Regions from separate parts of the Homo sapiens genome. Here region 1 is linked to region 2. Evidence: chromatin contacts called from ENCODE Hi-C or POLR2A ChIA-PET data. All regions are on one chromosome and are shown on one strand. The core of a region is the stretch at or near the end of the contact, and the rest is flanking DNA. Distances in the headings are between cores, read along the strand shown.

What was found. A loop is a pair of places that touch in the nucleus more often than their neighbours do. ChIA-PET counts read pairs that join two places held with the same protein, here RNA polymerase II (POLR2A). Pooled maps may share reads with other maps.
Region 1: a loop to region 2 is called in a pooled map, with 5 times the contacts of the local background. The contact joins the promoter of LINC02205 here to the enhancer-like site in region 2. A Hi-C loop is called at or near these places in 1 of 168 maps with a recorded cell type or tissue (naive thymus-derived CD4-positive, alpha-beta T cell), 1 of 37 single-sample maps with no recorded cell type and 11 of 50 pooled maps. POLR2A ChIA-PET finds 5 or more read pairs at or near these places in 2 of 52 experiments (Caco-2 and H1).

What each region holds. Positions count from the first base shown.
Region 1 is chr15:70,502,320-70,508,094 of GRCh38, forward strand. It overlaps LINC02205 (long intergenic non-protein coding RNA 2205), which reads right to left and starts at 3,609. Exons shown (of 2, transcript NR_146562.1): 1 at 3,590-3,609; 2 at 1,588-1,806. RefSeq lists enhancers at 1,175-1,700, 1,701-2,224, 1,738-1,877, 1,978-2,117, 3,498-3,547 and 1 more.
Region 2 is chr15:70,666,544-70,672,017 of GRCh38, forward strand. UACA (uveal autoantigen with coiled-coil domains and ankyrin repeats) reads right to left here. Exons shown (of 19, transcript NM_018003.4): 14 at 5,422-5,458; 15 at 4,496-4,548; 16 at 181-2,919. Among named protein-coding and RNA genes, the nearest start is that of SALRNA2, 34 kb to the left of the region's middle. Within about 2 kb of position 3,593, at least 2 of the 41 ENCODE cell types and tissues checked have a DNase peak (open chromatin) inside an H3K27ac peak, as active enhancers do.

The DNA of each region.
Region 1 (5,775 bases), core at 2,359-4,858, 160 kb before region 2:
CAGTTGCTGAATGAATTATGGGAAGAGCGGGCCACTGATATGGGAAGAGCAAGTCCTGATGGAAGTGCATGGAGAAAGGAAAAAGAAGAAAACCCGGTAAGCAAGAAAGAGGGTGTCTAGAAAAGAAAAGGGATTGAAGTGGAGGGGGCTTCCAGGGTCCCCATGCACCAGCGCCCACACCAACCTCACGAGGGGCTGGCCAACCTGTACGCCAAAAGGGGCTGCTCTCTCTCTCCCAGCAGCTCCACCATCTTCTGCCCTGAATGTCTGATGGCCCCGCAGGAAGGACGGTGCTTCCCAGATCTGGAGCAGTGGAGGCCGAGCCGGTAATGAGACCCCCTGGGTCCCCTCCTGCAGTAGCCATGCTGCATCTGGCAACCAGCTGGGCCCTCCCTCCCTGCTGCCACCCCCTCCATCCACGCCATGCTTGTTTGTTTCAACTGAAGCTCACAGTGTAAGAGCCACAGATCTCACTGACGGCTAATGGCCAGGGCTGGGCTGCCCGGCCAGGTTCCCATGGCGGGCTGGTCAGACCGCCATCCCACCTGTGCCCACACCAGTCCCTCCACCTACTGCCTCCTCCACTTAGCATTTTTTTCTGGGCAGAAGAACCTTCTAGAGAGGTCTCAATGCTCAATAATGACAGGCACTGGCACCTGCCACTTCTAGCATCTGAGAGATAGGTAGGTCCATTTAACAGATGAGGAAAATAAGGTCCAGAGAACAACTTGTCCAGGTCCACACAGCTACTTGGGTAGAAGCAGCACTTGAACCCCGGTCTTCTGATTCCAAAGCGAGCACCCTTGCCAACAATAACAACCACTGCATATCAGCCATACTCATGTCAGTCTTTCTGACATTCATTTACATATTTACATCACAAGGTGAAAAAGAAACTAGTCAAAAGTAATAGGCAAGAAAACTTGAGACACTGATTCTCACAGTGTCACATGGAAGGAGAGAAGGGGCCTTCCATTTGTCACCACTTTCAGAGTGGGCCTTTACATCCTCAGTATTCAAATGTAGAAACTGAGGCCCAAGGAGGTTAAAGAACCGAAGTCGCCCCATGTTTCATGCAGCAAGACCATCACAGGCCAGAAAGTAAGCCATTTCCACTCCCCAAACCGCCCCCCAAGCTGGGCAGAGCGCTCACTGTGCACCTTCTGTGCTCTCTGCAGACAGCAGAGTGCTGGATGCTGAGGCTCCTGTCTCAGGGGAGCTGATGGTGTGAAGGAAGGGGTTAGAATAATGTCGCTTCCTGCAAGAAGCTTCCTACAAGAGTCCCCTGGCTCCCTGGCCTGGGGCCAGGACTTGGTCACACCCTTTCCTCGCACCCTGTCCCTTTTCTTCACACCACAAATCACAGCCTGTCATTCTACATAGGGGGGGTTAACCAGGTGAAGCTTCTGTCCCTTTTCTAGAGTGTGCAGAGACCCAGTCTCTGCCCAGCACAGAGCCTGGCACAAGGAGACACCCATAAACAGCTGAATGAATGAATGCATGAAGGAACAAATGTTGAAGCAGGCAGTGAAGTGGGAGGGCAGAGAATAGAGAGAGGGGTACAAACGCAGCCGCCCAGGGAGAGCGTAGAAGAGAAAGGTTGCATTTATCTGTGGGCGGGGAAGACAAGCCATGGCGGGTATCCACAGCAGAGCTCACCCCCGAGACCAGCCCAGGGCCTCGCGGCTGCTCTTCTCTTAAACAGGCAGTGGAAGACAGGGGAGCGGGCTCCATTTCCACCGTGCTCCCAGCCTGCTGGAGACCTTGCTTGGGGGCCTTTGCTCCTCTGGGCCTCAGTTGCTTCTGCTGTAAACAGAGGATGGAGTTGTCTTTGTCAACCTTTGAAAACACTTCTATTTCTGAAACCTCACAGCTGGGCCCAGCCTGCAGCTCTCAGGGTTTCTTCCCTCAGCACCAAAAGCCCATCCCCTAAAGCCTTGAACCCCAGCAGGGAACACTGCCTCCAAGACAGCTGGGATAGGGGCTGACCCTGAAGTGGCCACGTGGTTCCCAAAACTTGTAAGAGTTCCCCTAAATTCCCCTGGGTCTACTTATGGCCCCAGGCCAGCTGTGCCTTACTCACAGCCACAAGGCCTGGCTCTGCTGAATCTCAGCTCTGTGGTCTTGGGCAAGTCACCATGAGCCTCAGTGTTCCCATCTGTGAGACAGGAGAGGAGCCTTATGCCAGCAACACCCCTCCCCAAAGTGACTGTGAGCTCCAGGTGGAATCAGTGAAGCTCTGCATGTAGAGGGAGGACATCAGGACCAGGGAGGAATGTGTCTTTGAGGTGGCCTCCCCTCTCCACCCCGTCTTGTTCCCATGAATGACACGCTGTGTCCTGGGGCCTTTCTTCTTTGTAATCCCAGTGTCACTGAGGGCAGCTGAAGTGCTGCTTCTTCCCAGAGCTGTGTCAATGTGGGGGTGGGGGAATCTCCTGAAAGCCAGATCAGCACCCTCTAACCTCAAGGTTCCTGGCAGTCATCAAGGGAGCGCCTGGGGACAGGAAGCACTGAGCTTCCTCCACCAGCTGCACACTCGGCCAGCTCCTGAGAGGCTCTGGGCTCAACAGAGCCCAACGTCCGGTGTGACCTGCAGAAGCTCCTCCCCCGATGCCAGCACCTGAACCTCGGGGTACTGCCTGGTGACGAGTGGCGGAGCTAAGATGCCAGCTCCAGAATGTTCCTCAGGGAACCTCTCACTGCACAGACAAGGGGGCATGAGCTACCCAGCGCCCCCCGGCGAGGCAGTCCCAGGCCCCGACATTTCAGCTGCATGTGGTGCCCCACAGGTGCCCATGAGGAGGAGCTGAGACTGCAGAGGGGAGCGGCCCGCTGGGTCCATCTGCCCACCTGCGGCACGGGGGCGTCTGACGGGCACCCCCACGGCACCCCAACACGGGGGCTTAGGGACTCCCACATCTCCATTATGAGGGCTCAGATTTGTGGGCCAAATTCAAGCCTGAAGCTTCTCTGTTATTTGGCTGCAAAAGAATTCCTGGTGGGAGTGAACACCACCCACCCCTAACAAGGTGTCAGCCCTTTACCTTCTAGCTCCTGCTGCTCCCAAACCCCAGAAAAACCCACTCTGATTTGGCCTTGAAAACCAGAACAGTGACCCTTGCTGGCAGCCAAATGTTTGCACCACAGGCTCTGACATCCAGGCGTCTTAGGGTTGTCTTAGACATCCAGACAGCAAGACAGGCAGTGGGCAGCAGACCAGAGGTGATTGAATGGCCAACTACACCCCATGTGAGAGCAAAGTCCATGAGGGATACCCCTCTCCCCAATTCTTCTGGGGCCTTCCCTCCCCATAACACTTCCATCTGCCCAGACAAGGGCTTCTGGTGCCAGGGGCAGCTCCCTTCTTATCCTTTATACTTGGCTGTTTGTGCAGACCACACAAAGATGAGTCATGCTGAAAGGCAGAACCTGCCCAGGGCTCCGTGAGTAATTTAGGCACTCACTCTACTTCTATTAAATCCCCTTCCCTTGAGGATATTAATGGGAAAGAAATCTGACTAAAGTAATTCACACTCAGGTGTAGCTGACTAATAGCACTATGCGGGTGGGGAGAGGTGGGGAGGATTACCTTTTAGGTGTCTTGCTAACCCCAGATAGAGGAAGAAATCTCAGGCAGTTGACCAACCCATGATATCAGCCCTGAAGGCAGCTTAAGAGAAAAGGCAGGGGGTTGCATTAGTTCCCCAACATCTCTGCCGGGAAAGGACCTCAAGATCCATTATGCATTTGTGAGGTTAATCACAGCATCATAGCTGCTCAGAGTCAGAAAGACCTCACAGGCCAGGCAGACCCCTGGGGTATGCAAATGTGTGCAAACTAACATCCAGATTGGCATTCATTATTCTGTGGTCACCAGCTGAGGGACTTCTGTGTGGAGCACAGCTACGCTGCTGGCAGGAGCCCTGATGTGGAGCAACAATATCCTACTGGAAATGCCCAGGGTGGCCTTGGAGAAACTCCAGAGGGGCACAGGGATTGGCCTGCTGGACCCAGCTCTGGAGGACCAGCCAGAGATGCACACACACTCACTCAAGATGAAGTGCAAGCCTGTGTGTTTTAGTAAAAGGCAAATCTGAAACCGCCTTTGCAAAAATCATAACTAAGGAAATTATGACAGTGAGAGAAACCTGACAGGGCTGACTCCATCTTGTCTCAAGCCTCACAAGTTGGCTCTCTTTGCTCATTCTTGGGCTTGGGCCAAGCTAACTCTGGGAGACATTTATAGTTTAAATAACAGCTCTTCCCAAAAGCTAACGTGTTCTTGTAAAACAAATAAAAGGCCACCAAGTTAGGATAAGAGGGGCTTGAATTCTAATTATTATCAGCTATTGTTCTGGAGGTCATAAGATTTACAACTTCTCCAATTACTCTTGAAGATAACATCACTGTTGTAGAACCTAACATTGGCCTTTTGAGATAACTTTTCAGTTTTTTGCATGTCTGGCAACCTGATGGCCCCAGCTGGACCTGCCAACCACTTCTGTGGCCCCCACCCAGGAACCGCCTCAGCATAAGAGGACAGCTTTGACTCCTTATGATTTCATCCCCAAGCCAACCAATCAGCACTCCTGACTCACTGTCCTCCTACCCACTAAATTATTCTTAAAAACACCGATCCCTGAATTCTCAGGGAGACTGATTTAAGTAATAATAAAACTCCAGTCTCCCGTACAGCCGGCTCTACATGAATTGAACTCTTTCTCTATTGCAACTCCCCTATCTTGATAAATTGGCTCTGTCTAGACAGCAGGCAAGATGAACCTGATGGGCAGTTACAAATCATGCAAAGATGATATGAAGCAAATTACAGGGGAATGACCACAAAACAATCACCATCTCTCCCTGCCTGGTAAGGGTCCTACAACCCTGACAGAGGCGGTATAGAGCGGCAAATCAGGGGGAAGGGATAGCCTCTCACCACACCCAAATGTCCTCCAGCACCATCCTCCTTGGTCTGTTGCCCAGCAGTGCTCTGGGCCAGATACCTGTGCTCGGCACTGAGGGGCACCCAGTGTGACTCAAGCAGAGTCTCTCCCCCAGAAGGGGTTACTGGAGCCACATGTCCAACCACCAGGTCAGGTGAGAACTGAAGCTCAGAACCTCCATGCCAGGATGGGTCTCCATCTGTCCATTATCCACTACTGTTGTGTAGACTGTGCAAAGATGAGTATCAGGCTGGGCGCCGTAGCTCATGCCTGCAATCCCAACACTTTGGGAGGCCAAGGTGGGTGAATCACTTGAGCCCAGGAGTTCAAGACCAGCCTGGGCAACAAGGAGAAACCCCACCTCTACAAAAAATACAGGCACACACAAAAAATTAGCAGGGTGTGGTGGCACGCACCTGTAGTCCCAGCAACTCAGGAGGCTGAGGTGGGAGGGTCTACTGAGCCTAGGAGGTTGAGGTTGCAGTGAGCTGTGATTGTGCCACTGCACTCCAGCCTAGGTGTCAAGATGAGACCCTGTCTCAAAAAAAAAAAAAAAAAAAAAAAGAAGAAAAGAAAAGAAAAGGAAAAGATGAGTAACAGCTCTCCAAGGCAGGGCTCACCCAGGGCCTCACAGATAACCACTCATGTTGAACAAACCTTGCCTCACCAGGCTCTTAAAAGTGAATTTCAACAGAGGGACAAGTGAATGGAATGAATAAATAAATATTTACCATGTAGTATGAGTCAGGCACAGCAAATAGGGTGTCTTGTTTACTCACAGTGGCCTTAGGAGGAAGGTATTAGCATCTCCAATGGACTATTGAGGAAC
Region 2 (5,474 bases), core at 2,343-4,842:
TGCTTTTGACTTTTGTGTTACTTCACTTTTTTTTTCAATTCGGAATTTTTGCACGCAAGTTGCTAAACTGGAAAGGGTCACTTTGTTAATACCTGTGTCTACTTTCCTGTGAGATTCTGTGGTAAAGAGCACTGCTCTGGGGTTTCCAACACATAGCCGTGCAGACTACTTTGTACCTACCTTATTATCTTTTGCTTCTATTTGTTTAGCAGATTCTTGTATTCTTCTTTGTAACTCTGTGATTGTTGTTAAGGACTTATCACATCGTTCCTTCTGATCCTTAATTTCTTGCTCAATGCTGAAATGCAGTAATTCCTTCTCATCTTTTGCAGATATTTCCTTCTTTTTGGCATGCAAAACTTCCTCACATACTTCCTCATACTTTCTATTCAGATTGGCCAATTTTTCATTTAAGCTAGAAATCTGTGTCTCCAAATCACTTTTTGTTGCTTTATATTTAGACAAGTCAACTACCTCTCTAGTCTCTAATTTTTTTAATGCTTGTTTAGTATTCTGAACCTCCGACTGAAGTTTGGAGACTTCTTCCATTTTGTTTTGGCTTTCTTCTTCCTTTTCTCTCAAGCTGGCTTTTATGATTCCAACTTCTTTCTCAAATGCTTCTTTAATCTGCAAATGCTCTGCCAGGGGTACAGAAGAGTTCTTTTGATTCTCCAACAATTGATGCAGTTTGGTCACTGTCTGCTGCTCTTTCTCGTAACACCTTTGCATACTCTTCAGTTCTTCCTTTAGATTTTCAATTGTGCCATTAAGAGATTTTTTCAGAGCCTCAACCTGTTCCAATGGAACATGTTGTTTTTGCAAAAGATTTTGCACTGCAAGTATCTCAGAAGTCTGTTTGGCATTTTCTTCTACTAGCTTCTCTTTCACATTCTTTACTTCCGTGTATTTCTGTGACAAGTCTTTTAACTGTTTGTTTAGCTCGTCTGTTTTTCTGCTTAATGCTCTTTCCATTTCATGAGACTTCTCAATGAGAACTGTCTTATCTCTCAAATCTTTCTGAAGGGTAAAAATCTCCTTCTTTAACTTGTCATTCTCTTGCTTGTTTTTCTTGACTTCTTCTTCACTGACACTATACTTTTGTGTCTGCTCTGATAACTGGTCTTTTAGTTCTTTCTCTGTTGCTTTAAATTTTCTCTCGCACTCCTCAAAGCTGACAATTGGGGCGTATTTTACCTTAATGCATTCTTGTATTGTGTCGAGCTCCTTCTTCTGGGCTTTAATTTCGGCATGCAGTGTCACAATCTCTTCTTGGCCTTTTCTGTAGTTGGCCAAGATTTCAGCATTACTATCCTGCACCTTTCTCATGCTCTGACTTAGCGAGCTCATCTTTGCCTCGTGCTCTGCCAGGCTGATGTACTCAGCTTTTATTTGGTTCTGAGTGTTTTCCAGGTTTCTTTTTAATATTTCATTCTTATCTTTTATTTTTACAAATTCCTGATTTATATCTTCAAATTTTTTCTTCACATCTAATAATTCTCTGTTAGTTTTGGCTAACGTGTCATTCAGTGTCATTTTAACCTCTTCATGGGTTTTAACTGGCACATACTGATTACTCATCATCTTCTTCAAGTTAGTGTTTTCAGATGTGAGAGCGTGTATTTTCTCCTGGTCTTCACCACATTTTTTCTTAAGTTCAGACAGCTGTTTCTTAAGTTCAACAATATTGGATTTCAGAGCTATTATCTCTTTTTCATGTTTCTCAGGAGGTACAAACACAGTTTCTAGGCGGCTTACATCCTTACTTAAGCTGTCATTTTCCAGTAGCAATTTCTCCATTTCCAACTTCTTTTCTGTATATTTTTGTGTTACATCTAAAAGCTTTCTATTAAGATCATCAATAATTGCATCATGTGACTTTTTCATGTCTTCACTTACTTTTAAAGGAACATAATGATTTTTCATTTCAATTGTTAAGTTATGTGCTTGCTCCTTGAGGAGCTTATTATCCAAATAAACTTTTTCAATTTCCTTTTGTAGTGTCTGATTTTTCAATGTTAACTCAGTGATCTTCTTCCCAAGTTCTCCTGATTTCTGTTCTAATCTGCTCTTAACCTGTTCATGTTCCTCTGGTTTGACGTGCTGAGCAAGCTTGGCCTTAACATTCTCAAGTTCTCTCTTTAACTGTCTAATTTCACTAAGTGATTTTTCATGTTCTCTTTCCATTTCTACTAATTTTTTTGCTTTCTCATTCACTTCATTTGATAATGAGCTCTTCATGTTTTCAAATTTTTCAGCTGGAATGGAAAGGGCCAACTTCGCTGACAATTCTTTTGCCTGGCCTTCCATCTCTGTGACCTTTCTTCCTTTCTTCTCTCGCTCCATTTCACACATACTAAGTTCCTTCTGTAATCGCTTATTTTCTTCTATCAGCTTGCCTTCATCCCTCTTAAACTCTTCTACTATCATCTCATTTTGTTTGATTTGGTTTCTTAATTTCCCCACTTCTGCTGAAGCACCTTCATATTTTACTTTCAAGTCTTTCAACTGATCCTTCAGTTCCTCGGTTAGTCTGTGATTCCCTGAGGCTGCTTCACTTGTTAAGTGTTCTTTAAGGGCAAGAAAATGGGTCTGCATTTGTTTAACTTTACCTTCTGACTCATACATCCTCTTCTGCACATCTTTTAATGCATCTTCTAATTGCTTTATCTGTTCATCTGAATCCTCCTTGACCCTTTCACATTCTAATGCTAAAGCTTTGCATTCTGCCACTTTGTGTGCCAGTTCATTTTGGAGCTTCAGTCGGTCTTGTTTTGCTGACTCACAGAAAGTTCGCATTGCTTCTAACTCTTTCTTTAAAATTTCATTTTCAGAGTATGACGTTTGACTGGGTAAAGATAGTTCCAGAGGTCTTAACATAGATCTGCTTTGCATATGGGCTGGTATACCTGGGGAAGTACACTGAAAAGAAAAAAAAAAAGACATCAATCACAAAAGCCTAAATGAGACATTTACTATACTTATTTGCCAAACTTAGAGAAAGTTAGCACATCATCAGGAATCAAAGGGTTTTCAGATTAGGCAGTAAGATGGAAAAAAAATCACAATGCTGATTTTTGTGGTAAGGAAACAGTTCTGGATATGATTTCCTTAATACATTCACAACATTTTGAGAGTTCTGTTCACGTAAGTCTATTTCTGGCAGAACAACGGACAATGGCCATGGCTACTGGGTGCTATTTTGTCTTTCTTCCCCCATTCATTAACACCTACCCACACATGAATATCATCAACTTTATCAAAACATATTTATTATTTCTATGTTTTATGGTACATAATGTGCTTAGAACTTTAAATTCTGAAGAAAACCATCATATCCTTGAATAAAAACAAGTACTGCGATTTTAAATTTGCAGATAATTTCATAGAATTATAGATTTAACTAATAAGATTTTTGACTTCTGCGTACCTTCACTGTTAATCCAACAGAATATTCTCTGAATTATAAAAATACCACGAAAAGAAACCCAGCTAGTTATCAGAGTTGTCAAGAGAATGATTGGTCACAGCCAGCACCAGGGAAAGAGAGTCTCCCAATAGACAGAAAACACCTGGAGCTGGTGACAGCGGCTTCCTGATAAGATCTCCGGAGCTGGGTGAGCAGGCTCAAGCATGCGCACTAAGAGGCAAAATGGTGGATGTATGACCTTCTTCAGGGAGCATTTGACTGGTAAAGGAAAATAGCCCCTAGAGAGCAGGTGCACAACCTTAGTAAAGGCACTACACATGTGGCCCCTCCTAAGTGCTGACAGGCCACTATGCATGCAGATAGCCTGCCCCCAAGAGAAGAATCAAGGGAGGAGAAATGCAAACCCCAAAACCAAGCCAGTGCATAAAAATCCCAAGCCAAGGGCTGAACAGGGTACTGGGATCTCTCAAGCCGCCCACTTGGCCTTCTTCCAAGTGTACTTTGCTTCCTTTCGTTCCTGCTCTAACACTTTTTAATAAACTCACTCCTGCCCTAAAACTTCCCTTGGTCTCTCCCTCTGCCTTAAACCTACTTCTGCCCCTCAGCCGAATCCTTTCCTCTGAAGAGGCAAGGATAGAGCTTGCTGCAGACCCCTACAGATTTACTGTTAGTTAAATCTGAACTGCCTTTCCCCTGGATCAAGAGGAAAAAAAAAAACCAAAAAATTATATTTTGGATTATTCATATCTGTCTTCCCCTTTATATGGGCAAATATGAAGAGTTAACTAATCACTGTTAATGAACAGAAACTTAGCATCAAATGCAATGAAACTATAATTCAAATCTCTTATTATAACCACTATCATCAAAAACACTCTAGAGGGCACCAGAAACAGCAATATCTGTTTTTATTAAACTCAAGAAAGCAGGACCAACTTGTCTTTGATAATGAAAACCTCACTCTATGTATATATACTTAATGTACAATGCCGCTTTCTCCTCTCTTTATAAAGGCACAAAAATTTTCTTTAAATGTTTTTTAAAATTAAAAAAAAAAACAGTTATTACCTGTGAGTCTGCCATATACATCTGACCTTGTTTAAGAAGCATATCTTCTTTTCCTAAATAAATGCAAATGAATGACATTTTAACTTCAATATCCATACTAAAGTAGGCTAAACATTAATTTGATGTTATTTCCTTTATTATTCAAATAAAAGAGAAGCAAGAGGTACAACACAAAAGTATCCTCATTCTAAAATACCCATTTTCCCCTTATTATTTCTATAAACAGAAGTACCTACAATCTACTGAACAACAGATACTAGGTTGGTTTTTTTTTTTCTTATTTTTTTCTATGCTCTCTCTCAGCAGAATCACTAAAACTTCAGAAATATTGAGGACTCTTAAACTAGGCTACATGATAATAAAACATATATCTTATAATCAATCAAAACAAAAATGATGATTTAAATTTATAGCATAAATATTACTGTTGTAGGAGAGAATAGTTTAATAGTCACTAGGAAACAAAAACAGATTTTCTAGAGAAACTGTTTAACATTGCAGAATAAAAAAGATTATGTAGGGTCTAAAAATAATTCATAAATGTAATTTTAAAATGCCTACTTGCATTAAGACCGATTTCTCCAAATTAGAAAACTATGTTTATGTTCTTTCCATAAAAAAATGAACCCTAAATATCACAAGACAAATGTCTATGTCTACTAATCAACAAGGCAAATTTGGTAATTCATACAATATACAATTTTAAAATACAGGTAGCTAAGGAGAATCAGAGCTTCAGTAATTATCAGAATATGTTAGAAGTTACAATAGTCATCTTAACGTCTTCCTAGTTCCATGTGCTGATGAAGTTTAGCAGCAGGAATATCTTGTACAGTTATTCCTGTATAGTTAAACAAGTAAGAATAAACATTCTTCTTTACTTGAACTAGGTGAACTGTAATGATAATCCATACTTTTATACTTACGGTTACTGAAATGACTTCCTGATCCTAAATGATCACTCTGAAATCAGAAGCAT